Regions from separate parts of the Homo sapiens genome. Here region 1 is linked to region 2. A link is a contact called in ENCODE Hi-C data. All regions are on one chromosome and are shown on one strand. Each heading gives the region's core, a stretch centred on a gene start or an enhancer-like site at or near the end of the contact. The rest is flanking DNA. Distances are from core to core; before and after follow the strand shown. Region 1 holds the start of NHS (NHS actin remodeling regulator). Region 2 overlaps TXLNG (taxilin gamma).

What was found. A loop is a pair of places that touch in the nucleus more often than their neighbours do. Pooled maps may share reads with other maps.
Region 1: a map of ascending aorta shows a loop between it and region 2 (5-fold over the local background). The contact joins the promoter of NHS here to the enhancer-like site in region 2. A Hi-C loop is called at or near these places in 4 of 168 maps with a recorded cell type or tissue (PC-9, ascending aorta, chondrocyte and 1 more) and 12 of 50 pooled maps.

The regions. Positions count from the first base shown.
Region 1 is chrX:17,373,539-17,380,308 of GRCh38, reverse strand. It overlaps NHS (NHS actin remodeling regulator), which reads right to left and starts at 5,109. Exons shown (of 9, transcript NM_001291867.2): 1 at 3,987-5,109. The coding sequence starts at 4,551.
Region 2 is chrX:16,819,632-16,826,493 of GRCh38, reverse strand. TXLNG (taxilin gamma) reads right to left here. Exons shown (of 10, transcript NM_018360.3): 3 at 6,239-6,330. Among named protein-coding and RNA genes, the nearest start is that of TXLNG, 37 kb to the right of the region's middle. Within about 2 kb of position 3,558, at least 3 of the 41 ENCODE cell types and tissues checked have a DNase peak (open chromatin) inside an H3K27ac peak, as active enhancers do.

The DNA.
Region 1 (6,770 bases), core at 3,860-6,359, 550 kb before region 2:
CTCCACCCCTCCAATGAAATGGCACCTCTCAAGGCCACTAATTAATTACAAGTAACCAAACTCAATAGCCTCTTCTCAGTGCTTATCTTCCTCTCAGAAGCACTTGACCAAGTTGACTTCTCCCCAGTTCTGGAAACATCTCCTGGCTTGCACCATACTACACTCTTCTGATTCTCCTTCTAGCTTTCTGGCTGTCCTTTCTCAGCCTTTCTCCTTCCCTGTGAAGCTTTCAAAGTTGGACTGCCCTGGGCTAAGTCCTGGCCTCCTTTTCTTTACTAGCTTCACTGTGTCTAGCTCCAAGGCTTCACAAACTGTCTCTACGCTTAGGTCTCACATTCACATCTCCAGCCTGGACCTCTCAACTCACACATGTAATTATGTAAGACACATCAGGTATCTCAAACTTAACATGGCTCAAATATAAAACTATTGATTCCATTCCCTCCACAAGAAAATATTCACTCTCCCACTAGCCTTCCCCATTTCTACAAATGGTAATACATTCTACCAGTTATTATTATTACTATTATTTTGAGATGAAGTCTCACTCTTGTTGCCCACGCTGGAGTGCAATGGCGCGATCTTGGCTAACTGCAACCTCTGCCTCCCGGATCCAAGCATTTCTCCTGCCTCAGCCTCCCAAGTAGCTGGGATTACAGGCGCCTGCCACCACGCCTGGCTAATTTTTGTATTTTTAGTAGAGACGGGGTTTCACCATGTTGGCCAGGCTGGTCTCGAACTCCTGACCTCAGGCGATCTGCCCGCCTCGGCCTCCCAAAGTGCTGGGATTACAGGCGTGAGCCACCGTGCCCAGCCACAGTCTACAAGTTATTTAAGCTTTTCAAGCAAAAACAACAAACTAGGAGTCATCCTAAATTATTTTTTTTTTCCACAACCTGTACCCAATCAAATCAGTTAAGTCTTGGCAATCCTATTTCCAAAATGCATTCAGAATCTAACCACTTCTCACCGTCTCTACAGCTACCTCCCTAGTCCTAGCCACCATCACCAGTCACAGTGTCTAACTGGTTTACTAGCCACCAGACTTGCTTCCAGAGTGACTCTTCCAAAGTGTACATCAGATCATGTTGCCCCTGCAAGAAGCCCCCCAGCCTGTCTCAGGGCAACAGGAAGCAGCTGTCCAAGGATGAAATAGCAAGCAGATTACGCAGGGGAATGAGGATCAGGTGACAAGGATATACAGGTGGTGTGAAGGCACTCTCAAAGGAAGAGAAAAAAGAGTAAGTTTTACTTTTAGGCTTCCTCTCCCTTTCAAACTCCCCTAGGCCTGAGCAATACTAAAGGGAGATAGATGCATAATGCAGCTGATGCCGCTAGTGACCGACCCACAGCTACTTTGCCCTCCCCAGAGGACCTCTGTCAACATTCCTGTGCACATCATAGGCTTTTTGCATCTCTCTACCTGGCCCTGGGTGCATGCTGGGACTACATGTGGGGCAAGACCCAGAAGCCATGGAGTTCATGCTCCAGGTGCTACCTTCCATCTGTGGGAAGAAGAAGCTGGTGCATAAATACTCCAGCTTCTTTAATCATTAGTGGAACACATTTGAGGTGTGTGCTCAGAGGGTCGCCAGCTGGATTGAACCCCAGTTGCCCACAGGGCTAACCAGCTTACATGGTGTACTGGCTTTCCTCTTTCCTCCCTTTCCTGTCTCACTTCCCTACCCCCTCTCTGTGCTTCCAGGGAACCCTTCCCAAATAAGTTAATTGCATCGAAATCCTTGTCTCAGGCTCTGCATTCTAGGAAACCTAAACCAAGACACATAATAGTGTGTTTTTTCTCCCAAAGGTAATGCCTTTTATGACATCAAACAAAAACAATGCCATCCCAAATTTAAATGAACAAGAGAAGAGAGAGATCTGGACATAAAGTGTGGAGATAGCATTTTAGAAAATAAAATTTAAAATAATATGAGATTTTAAATCTATCCCAGGTAGAAATCAGCCCCATCTTTATTATTCATGTACAAATATGTATAGAGTATATATTCACCAACTATATGCACACACTCAAGATCCTCTCTTATCTCTACTAACTATTAGTTTGTACCCCAAACAGTTAAAAGGACTTGAAAGAACTCTGACACGTTCCAGGTACATAACTGCCCACTGCTGCATCTAAAGAGAGAAAGAAGTGGGCACATTCTGCTCTGGCAGTGAGTTTCATTCGCGTGAAATCTAACTTAAGGAGAGGTGTGTCTCACACACACACACACACACACACACACGGGAAATGTATGCACCACTCAACAGTCTGCAAAACTTCCCTCCAGTTCTTTTGAAGTGAAATCACCACTCCCACAACCGCACTCCCCAGATACCTGCGCTGTTGAAAGTGAAGGGCCTGTCCCTGCTGTGTGGTTTGGGGTAAAAAGGAGGCAGGATTAAAGCGCTCATTTCAAGTCCCAAAAGTAAAATACGACTTGGCCTACGGCAGTCCTAATTCTTTCCAGAACTCATCCCCGGAATTGCCCTTTTAAACAACCAGTCATTAACCCAACTCCGGGTCTTTTATAGCTGCGAAAACCGATCGAGCACATCATTTATTCATTACGCTTATTACTATTGTTATTGCAGAAAAGCAGTGAATTCCCGGGACGGGGTTCAAAGGGTTTTTCGGAGGAGGAGGGGAAGAGGGAGAGAACACGCGGGCGGGCAGGGACCGCTGGGAGGCTGAGCTGGGCTGTGGGGCAGAGGTGCCCGGAAATCCCCAGGGAAGGATGCCTCCAAAGCGCCTCCGCCCCGCGCGCTCCTAGGCCACTGCGCACCGGCGCAGCTGCGGCAGCAACCTAGGAAGCTTCTTACGTAAGTCAGAGCCGCTGACATCACCTTCGCCGCGAGCGTCGCAGCCTGACTAGGCGCCAAAGGACCGTCGCGCCAACCCAGCGCCCCTGTCTACCTCCTGGGTCGTTCCTAAATGATTCTGCCGTCGCCAGATTTGGACGATCCGGAGCCAAGGGGACCGCCCTTGGAAGGGAGATGACATAGAATGACTATTTATTGGGAGCCCTTGGGTGTCGTAAAAGCGAAGTCAACGGACAGCAAAGACGCCCAGGGGTCTCCCAGACTTCCTTCCTCGTCGTTTCCCTGCAGCCCGCCTAGCAGACTAGTTCATACCTAAGTCCACGTGCCAGTAAATTTGGGCGACAGTGCACCGGGGAGGAGGAAGATAGTCTGTGGGATCCTCTGCGGGCAGATGGCACAGAGCCATTTAGTAGGAACCCTGGGCTGTTCAGAGCAGAAAAGATGCCCAGGGGTCTCCTCCATCTCCCCGGGGCCCCTGACACTCCCACCCTCATCTCTCCCTGACCCTCCCCGCGGCCCCTCCGGGCCACAAGGGTTTTCGGCAGAAGCACTACGAAGTTCAGTCTAGGAGGCGAGCAGCGCCACGCTACGTCGCACACGAGGGCAAGGCACAAGTTCGGAGCTCGGGGCAGCACCTGAGGTCACAGCGAGTGACGAAACAGCCGCGGTGCTGCAGCAGTCTCAAAAGAACACTCACTACTCCTGGAACCCCCAACCCTGAACATGCATGGTGTGGGCTACAGGGCTCAGGGCTGGGCTTCTGGAAACCACAGGAGTTGCAACCCTCCTCCCTACGCCCCGTGAAGGACGTGAAAGGCGAGCCCCGGTGGTGAAGGACAGACCCTCTCTGCCTCCTGTGCTCCCCATAAACGCTCCCTTTCTGCTCCTTCTCAGCCCACGCTGCCTGCGACTTCAGAGGTCGCCCTTTTAACTTTCCACCGTCCACGTCTGCATCACTGAATCGGGGTCCAGCCCAGCCACTCAGCCCCAGGAGGATTGGGGTGGGTCCCAGGGGATGGGAAGGGTGGGAAGGCGAGAGTAGTAAGGTGCAAGCTGCAACCGGAGCGGCGCCGCGGGGCTGGGATTGCCGCTGCTGGGGAGGGCGCGAGGGTGCGGCGCAGAAACCCATAGCCTGGCGGGCGGACGGCGCGGGTACTCACGCACTGCCTCCTGCTTAGGGTCAAGCGTGCTGAGGACGCGCTGCACGCCGCCGAGCTTGCCCTGCAGCGCCCAGACGCGGCGGTGGGTGAGCTGGATGTCGCTCTCGAGCTCCTGGAAGAGGCTGCAAGCGTGCCGGGCCACGTCCGAGAGCTGCCGGAGGACACGGGCCAGAGCGGCGTTGCTGACCGCGCATAGGTCCAGCATGAGCAGCACGGCCGCCGCCGCCGCCGCCGAGGACGCCTCGCCGGCTGCGGGCGCCGCCTCCGGGATCCCCGCCGTGCTCTCCTCGCCAGCCACGGACGCCTCTCCGTGCGGCGGCTGAGTCTGGTCGGCCGGCGCGGGCAGTGGCGGCGGCGGCGGTGGCAGCCCTGAAGGTGCAGGGACGGCGCGGGCTGGCTCCTCTGGCCCTGGCGCCTCGACCTCGTCCAGGTCCCTCCGGCCCGGCGGCTGCAAGGGCGGCGGCGGCTCAGCGCTGCCTCCGCTCGCGTCCACTGCTGGGCCGGGCGCAGGGCGCCGCTGCCTGCACAGCCATTGCGGCTCCACGATCCGCTTGGCGAAAGGCATCCCGCGCAGCCAGGCGGCGACTTTCTGGTCTCCTCCAAGCGCCCCTGTGAGCTGGAGACCGGGCGCGCCCACCTGAGCAGGGAGGGGGCAGGAGTCCGGCAAAAGCGCGATCTGGCAGTCCGGATACGCAGGGGGCTTCTCTGCTCACCTTGCCTCCTCTTCCCCGCCCTCTCCCTAGCAAATCAGTCCAGCCAGTCCTCCTTTGGGTGCACCGTTCCCTGGGGAGGATGACAAGCGCTCCGCACAGAAATTTAGGGGTGCGCCTGGTCTCTTCTCACTTGCTTCCAACCAGGGTCGACTGGCTCAACTCCATCGTTTCTGTGCTCGCCGTCGCCACCCCGGCCACTGCCGTCGCCGCCGCCTATATAAATGGGCGTGCGTGTGTCTGTGTGTGTGTGGGTGAGTGGGTGGGTGGGTGTGAGTGTGTGCGCGCGCCTCAGTTTGAAAGTACCCCGGCGCAGGCCTCTCCCCGCGCGCCCCTCGGCCGCTCCGGGGAGCGATTGCGCCCGGGATCTCTCTCCCTGGCTGGGCGGGGAGGAGGTTTCGGAAAGGCGCTCTGAAAACCCGGAGAGAGGAATCTGCCTCCAGCCCGGGCGCAGGAGGCCGCGCGGGGGTGACGGGGCGGACGCAGGGCGGGGGAGGCCGGGGCGAGGGGGGCGCAGCGCCCTGTGCGGCCGCTGGGAGTCACTGGTGGCCTCGCCGTGCTGGGCGCGTTCAGGCGCAAAGACACTTCCTCACATCCAAGGGGTTGGAATTGAGACTGTCAGCGTGGTGGGGGCGGGGAGTCCTCAAGTTGGGAGTAGGGGTGTGGGCAGTAAGCGCAGAGGGAAGAGGGTGGGGTATTGAGGATGCGGCAGATTTGGCGTGTTGGAGCAAGTTTTTCGCCGAATTCCAGCTCTGTACAAGACCTTTGGGTTCTTACAGGGAAAACTGGGCTGCTCCTTGGAGATCCCCGGGCTCTATGAACGCAAGGAGACAACTGGGGAGGGCAAAGGGCGTAGGCGCATCTCCATGTGGCCAGAGCAGCCAGAGTGCTGTTTATACCCCTTCCCAGGCATCACGTGGCCCCCTGTTTTGGGCACGGGCTCTATAGAATATCGTGAATGAGACCCAAACCACCAATGAGCAAAATCCCCAGAAAACTGCTTACGAAACTCATTGCACGTTGGGTGAGATAAACGGCATTACCTCCTCGTCACCCTACTGTGCTGATCATACACAGGATTTTTAAAGTTCTCCATCAGAGAGATGATGATTTACAGAAGAAGGGAAAGTTTTCCCCTTCAGTTAACTGAAAGGTATAATTTCTAAAAAGGCATGCATTTTCGATTGCAGCAGGCTGCAGGCTGTATGCCGTCAGTAAAAAGAGTTTGGGAAATGTTAATAAAACACGTGCTTTCATGCCTCCAAAAAGTATACTGTAAAAATATTTTTTATTTTAAAGCCACAAGCCAGATCTTGGGAATGCAGCCTCTTTTCGTGTTTCTAAAGAGAACATGGAAAAAATATGTTTTATGGCAACAATAAAGTCCTCCAGACCTGCGGTGGTGTCTCCTCTCCTCCCTCTAAAGGCGGGAGAGGGAGGAGGCTCCAACAGTCAGCACTTTGGACTGGCCCACGCTTTGGTTTTAAAGGCTTCAACAGACCCTTGTCTTATTCTACAAAACAAAAAAAAAAAAACAAAAAAAAACCAAAATTTTCGGCAAGGACATATCCTTGTTCATAAAAGATCCAGGCTGAGGCTTTGGGGGTAAAGGGCCATGATGTCTGCAAAGTACACATAAATGTTTCAGTAACAACAAGAAGAAGAATGATGATAATAAAGATGTGTATGTATGAAGGGAGAAAAAAACAAAATATGGCAAAATGTTCAAAATAGTCTAGGTTAAGGGCATATCAGGGTTCATTGTACATTTCTTGCAACTTTAAATTTGGTTTTGTTTCCAAATAAAAAATGAAAGAAAAGAATATTTTGGAACAAGGTCTTTTAAGGTTTGTTTTTTATCTCACAAATCTGAAAAGCGTTGAGCTAGCTGTTTTTAAATTGAGCTTGACTTTTTAATACGTTCAAAATTCTGAACATGAGTTCTGCTGGGTAGGCAAGCCAGACACTTCTCCCTAAACACATGGAAGCATGGAGAACAATGAGGGATATTAAAGGCATCTGGTTAGCAAGCCTTGTGGCAACAGGCTGCCCTGCCTCTCACTCTCCCTTACCT
Region 2 (6,862 bases), core at 2,309-4,808:
ATCAGTCTGTTTCAAGGTTAAATCAACATGAACAGATAAGATGGCAGCCTTACTGACCTTTCAATAAAGCTTTTACTGAAAAAGAAAATGATGCTGAGTCACAATTTGAAGAGCAAGAGTGACATCTTGTGGCCTACCAAAACATATCACGCATCCTTACAGCCACATTTACAGATATTAAAAACACCTTTACTGAAATTCTTGCAGGAAAAAAAATCATTGTTTTTGCATAATTTTGTAAAGCAAAATTACTGCGAACTGTACACGGCTGCCCAGTTTAAGAGGCTGCAGGTCCGGCACATACTAGCTGTAATTTCACCAGGGTGCAGAGCTCCTGCCTTTCCTGACCCAGGGTTAGCGCAATCCTGAATCCGGCGTTCATTATTCCTTCGCTTTCCTTTCTATATAATTTCATTTCATCTGTGTGCACTTCTCTAAAAAAAAAATCCTTTTGGTTTTAGCTGTTTTGACTTTATTGTAGCTAGTGCAAATGAGGAATTGAAATTTTCATTTAATTTACACTAATTTAATAAGCCACATGTGGCTGATGGCTACTGTCTTGGACAGCGCAACTCGATTACATTGCTAGGACTCATCCACATTGTTGGCGTGTAGCTGCAGATCAGGACTTAGCAGATTTTTTCTGTAAAGGGCCAGCAAGTAAATATTTTAGGCACTGCAGGCCACATATGGTCTCTGTCACGTGTTCTTTATTTTTAAACATCTTAAAAATTAAAACCATTCTTGTGGGCAGTGTAAAAACAGACTTCGGATGCATTTGGCCCACAGGCTGTATAATATTCCACTTTTTAAAAACACAGCACACACACAAACATACCACACAAAGTGAGAACCTGTCTCTAAAAAATAAACAGTGAGCCATGATTGCGCCACTGCACTCCAGCCTGGGTGGTAGAGTGAGACCCTGTCTGAAAAATAAACAAACAAGTAGATAAAAAATAAAAACACACCACACATACACACAAAACTCTTTATTAATCCATCTTCTTGCATCAACAGGCATCTGGGCTGTCTCTAGGTTTTGTTATTACTCACAGTGGTATGAACATTCTCATGTGTTTCCTGGTATACACGTGTCAGGAATTTCTCCTCTGTGCAAACATCAGAAATGAGGTTGCTGGGCAATGATTTCTAAATGTTTGATTTCACATGACAATGGTGAATTGATATTCCCAACAGCAATATATAAGAGACCACGTAGATCCACATCCTCTCCAAAATGATCAGATTTCTTCATTTATGCCACTACAATAGACGTAAAATGGCATCTCACTGTGGTCCTAATTTGCATTTCCCTAATCACTTATCAGGTGGAACATCTCTTTGAATGTTTATGGACCTTTATGTTAAGGTATCTTCGTATCTTTGTTTTTCCACTTCTATGAAATGTCCCTTTCATGTCTCTCATCCAGCTTTCCATAGGGCTATTTGTCCTTTTCACATTAGTGTTCTTTAGATATTCTTGATACTAAATCGCCTGCTGGTTATATTTGTTGGAAATATGTTCTCCCCAGTTTGTAATGTCGTCTCACTTTTTTTTTTTTTCTGAGATGAAGTCTCACTCTGCTGCCCAGGCTGGAATGCAGTGGTGCGATCTTGGCTCACTGCAACTTCCGCCTCCCCAGTTCAAGCGATTCTCCTGCCTCAACCTCCTGAGTAGCTGGAACTACAGGCGCGCAAACACCATGCCCGGCTAATTTTTTTTTTTTTATTTTTTTAGTAGAGACGGGCTTTCACCATATTGGACAGGCTGGTCTTGAATTCCTGACCTCGTGATCCGCCTGCCTCAGGCTCCCAAAGTGCTGGGATTACAGGTGTGAGCCACCGCGCTTGGCCATCTTCTCACTTTTTTTCAGGGCATCTTTTGACGAAAACAAAGTTCTTAATTTCAATAAAGCAAATTTGTACAATCTTTCCTCTGACAGTGCTTTTTGTGCTATAAGAAATATTTCCTAAACTCAAGGTTTGAAAAATATTTATCTATTGATAAATCAAAATAATATCTACAAATTTCAAAGCTTAATTTTTGACATTTAAGCCTTTAATCTATTTGGAATTGATTGTTGCCTCTGGTGTGTAAGGATCTAATTTTACTTTTTCCTCAAAAGGATAACTTTTTTTTTTTTTTGGAGATAGCATCTTGCACTGTCGCCCAGGCTGGGTTGCCATGTGGCACGAACTCACTGCAGCCTCCAATTCCTGGGCTCAAGCAATCCTACCACTTCAGCCTCCCAAGTAGCTGAGACTACAGGCGTGTGTGCGTGTGTGTGTGTGTACAGGGTCTTGCGACGTTGCCCAGGCTGGTCTTGAACTCCTGATTGTAAGCAATCCTGCTTCAGCCTCCTGAAGTGCAGATGCTACAGGGCTGAGCTACCATATCTGGCCAGGATAACCATTTTTTAAGTTACATTAATATCATGAGGATGGCAATTCTCCCCCAAATGTATCTACAGATTCTGTGAAATGCTCTTTGAAATCCCAAATAGTGCCCCCCAACACACGGAACTACTAAATTGAATCTAAAATCTATAGAGAGTAAAGGGCCAAGAATAGCCAAGATACTTCAGAAGAAAAGAGTAAGGAGAATGGAACCTACCCCAAGCATATATTAAGATTATTATGCTATAATAATCTGTACAAACTGACTACAGGATGGGAAAGAATAGCATTATAAAGTACTTAAGGATCATGTTAATGGTATCCACAGCTAAAAGCAAAATGCTACAATTTCATGAATCCATGTGATCTGGTGAACATGTTGGCCACAGGGTCTCTCCAATGGACAATCCCAGTTACAGTGCACAGAAATCCATTCCAACTGCTCCACAAAACAGTTATGCATGTCAGTGCAACAAGCACAATGACATCAGACGATATATGTCATAAACGGGCAGAAGACAGTGATGGCAAAAGGGAAGGGAACTTTTCAGAATAATCCTTGGGAAAAGGCTGTGACTCCCTTGGTGACCTCACATATATATACTCCACTTTTTTTTTTTTTTTTTTTTTTTTTTGAGACAGAGTTTCACTCTTGTTGCCTAGTCTGGAGTGTAATGGCACGATCTCGGCTCACCACAACCTCTGCTTCCCAGGTTCAAGTGATTCTCCTGCCTCAGCCTCCTGAGTAGCTGGGATTACAGGTATGCGCCACCACGCCCAGCAAATTTTGTATTTTTAGTAGAGACGGGGTTTCTCCATGTTGGTAAGGCTGGTCTCGAACTCCCGACCTCAGGTGATCCGCCTGCCTCAGCCTCCCAAAGTGCTGGGATTATACGCCCGGCCTATATCTACCTTTTAAGTGAAATATGTGTTGCTTCAAGAAATCAAGCTTTAGAACATTTTCTGGAAACAATACACATTTTGTCTTTCAAATTTTTGGCACAAATCTGTATAAAAGAGAGATTACTCACTAGGCAAGTCTTCAATGTGTCACATCCTGAAATGAACACAGTCATTACTGCTGGTGCTTAGCAATAACCTTATCCACAATCAAAACAATAAAACCAAAAGTCACAAACAAAAACACCCTAGACCCCTGCTACTTCAAGTGTGATCCAAGGTCTGGCAGCATCATCACTGTTGCCCGGGCATTTGTTAAAATGCAGATCCTCAGGCCCCAACCAAGGCCTAGTGAATCAGAATGTGCATTTTAACCACAAGTTCAATGATCGGTGTGAGTCTGAGAACAACCACCCCAGATCACTGTTTGTTCTCTCTTCTAACCAATTCATGGCTGTCTGTCATTGTCACATCACTGGGTTGGGTAGCTAACCTTCGACACTGCTTTTTCTGGTTTTTACTCTTTTCTCCATTTTTTCTTTTCCCTTTTCTGTTCTTGTCTTTCTTCTTTTTCCGCCATTTCTTGCATGATTCTCCCCATGTGAAAGGCACCAAGGGGGACTGGCTTCCACAGCCAATGGAAGCATTCCTTTCCTGAAGCCATCAATCCAACCACGCTGTGTTTTCGGCCATCTTTGCATTTGTGACTGCTCTGGGACATTTTCACTGATGCACAGGGCGTCCTGTTGCTACAAATAGTGAAAGGTGCCAAGCTGCTGAATGCCAGCTAACTGAGGTATACCTGGACCACTTCATAAACTAAGGGAAAGTAACTGTCATTTTTTTTTTTTTTGAGTCAGAGTCTCACTCTGTCGTCCAGGCTGGAGTGCAGTGGCGCAATCTCAGTTCACTGCAAGCTCCGCCTCCCGGGTTCACGCCATTCTCCTGCCTCAGCCTCCCGAGTAGCTGGGACTACATGCACCCGCCACCACACCCGGCTAATTTTTTTTTGTATTTTTAGTAAAGACGGGGTTTCACCGTGTTAGCCAGGATGGTCTTGATCTCCTGACCTCGTGATCCACCCACCTCGGCCTCCCAAAGTGCTGGGATTACAGGCGTGAGCCACTATGCCTGGCCTGTAACTGTCATTCTTGAGGCAATAAACTAACAGAATTCAGTTTTTTTATTTTTTATTTTTTTGAGATGGAGTCTCGCTCCGTTGCCCAGGCTGGAGTGCAGTGGCACGATCTCGGCTCACTGCAAGCTCTGCCTCCCGGGTTCATGCCATTCTCCTGCCTCAGCCTCCCGAGTAGCTGGGACTACAGGCGCCTGCCACCATGCCAGGCTAATTTTTTTTTTGTATTTTTAGTAGAGACAGGGTTTCACCGTGTTAGCCAGGATGGTCTCGATCTCCTGACCTCGTGATCCGCCCACCTTGGCCTCCCAAAGTGCTGGGATTACAGGCGTGAGCCACCGCGCCCAGCCTCAGAATTCATTTTTTTAGAGCTGATCATTGATTTAAAAAAAAGTAATGGCTTATGATATGGAATTAACTGTTTTAACAGATGAAGATGCATATAAATTGTACATGATAATTCACCTAAGTATGTCACAAAAGGCAATAATTTTAGCATTTATATTAGAACCACTTATTCTAAAAGCTTCCCGCAACCATTCCTTTAAAGGGTTCTATGATTTTCCCATTCTTCAATTCAAATAGGATGGCAGGGTTTCCAAGTTGAAACTGCCCTCACGGGCCAGGCACAGTGGCTCATGCCTGTAATGCCAGAACTTTGGGAGGCCAAGGCGGGCGGATCACAAGTTCAGGAGATGGAGAGCATCCTGGCTAACACGGTGAAACCCATCTCTACTAAAAATACAAAAAATTAGCCAGGCGTGGTGGCACGCGCCTGTAGTCCCAACTACTCAGGAGGCTGAGGCAGGAGAATAGCTTGAACCCGGGAGGCGGAGGATGCAGTGACCCAAGATCGCACCACTGAAATCCAGCCTGGGTGACGGAGCGAGACTCCGTCTCAAAAAAAAAAAAAAAAAAGAAAGAAAGAAAGAAAGAAACTCCAAAAAGAGAATTAATGCTACCTGTAATACCTGTAATATAGCTGAGAATGGACGGGCGCGGTGACTCATGCCTGTAATCCCAGCACTTTGGGAGGCCGAGGCGGGCAGATCACGAGGTCAGGAGATCAAGACCATCCTGGCTAACACGGTGAAACCCCATCTCTACTAAAAAATTAAAAAAACTAGCCAGGCGTGGTGGCGAGCACATGTAGTCCCAGCTACTCAGGAGGTTGAGGCAGGAGAATGGCGTGAACCCGGGAGGTGGAGCTTGCAGTCTGCTGAGATCACACCACTGCACTCTAGCCTGGACCACAGGCGAGACTCCGTCTCAAAAAAATAAAATAAAATAATATAGCTGAGAACAAACTCTTTGATAAGGTCACTGTTTCTAGAAAATGGAAAAAAGGATGCTTGACACATAGTAGATGCTAAAGAAGTATTTCTGAGACAAAGTATTGTTTTAGCAGATGATTTCATGTAACTCACAATCTCAATCAAAACAGTCCTCAATCTCTAGAATTCCCTTAGGAAAAGTTTAAGACAGGAACCACTACACCCCAACTGAGTGGCACCTAAGGCATCACAACATAGCAATGGAAAGGCTGACTTAGACTCTAAAACTGAGTTTTAGAAAATCTATGCCACATCTTAGTATTACAATGTTCCCTATATATTACCTCATAAAATGAAACTATACAACCAATAAAAAGCCCCAACAAAACAGATTCTCTTCTTCAATTTCAGAATAAAATATAATTTTACATTTAAGGCCATATCAAATTTGTACTTTAAGAAACTTATCAAGCACACACACATTTTGTTATATTTTATATGGCTCTCACATCCTTGGCTTAATACTCACAAGATCAGCATATTTCTTACAGAGAGCTGCCAGCTTCTCCTCTGGGGTTGAAAGGGTGTTTAGGGCTTGCATCAGTAATAAAACTTCTTTTCCTGATGGTTAACAAGAAAAGAAATAAGTCCCAGAAGAATGAGATCAAATCTAACCTGTAAATTCTACTAACAATTCCCGTGCTCTGACATCCAGAGTAAACTAATTTACACCTATGATTATAAATAAGAGATTTACCAGCTCAATGAAAAAGGCAATTTTTAAATTCTGGATTAGCAGGCCTCGCTCCCCTCCCCATACCCACCCCAAATTTCTTAACTCATTCACTAACACTGCGAGCTATTTATAAGAACTCTTGTTAAAAGCTTATAAATTTCCTTGCCTAATCACTGATGTCCAAGTTAAGACAAAGGGCAAGTTACAAAGGGCATGGAATTTTTTTTAAAGCTTCCTCCTAACCAAGTTCGAATATAGAAGCAAGTTCAAAGGGAGTTTCAGTTGGTACTACACTTTGCCAAAGACACACATAATCACAGGAGAACATATCTTTTCCTACGAACAATTTAAAAACGTGTGCTTTTCTTATGATTTACTAAGTATATTCTGTGTGTTAACTAAGGTTAACTAACCAAA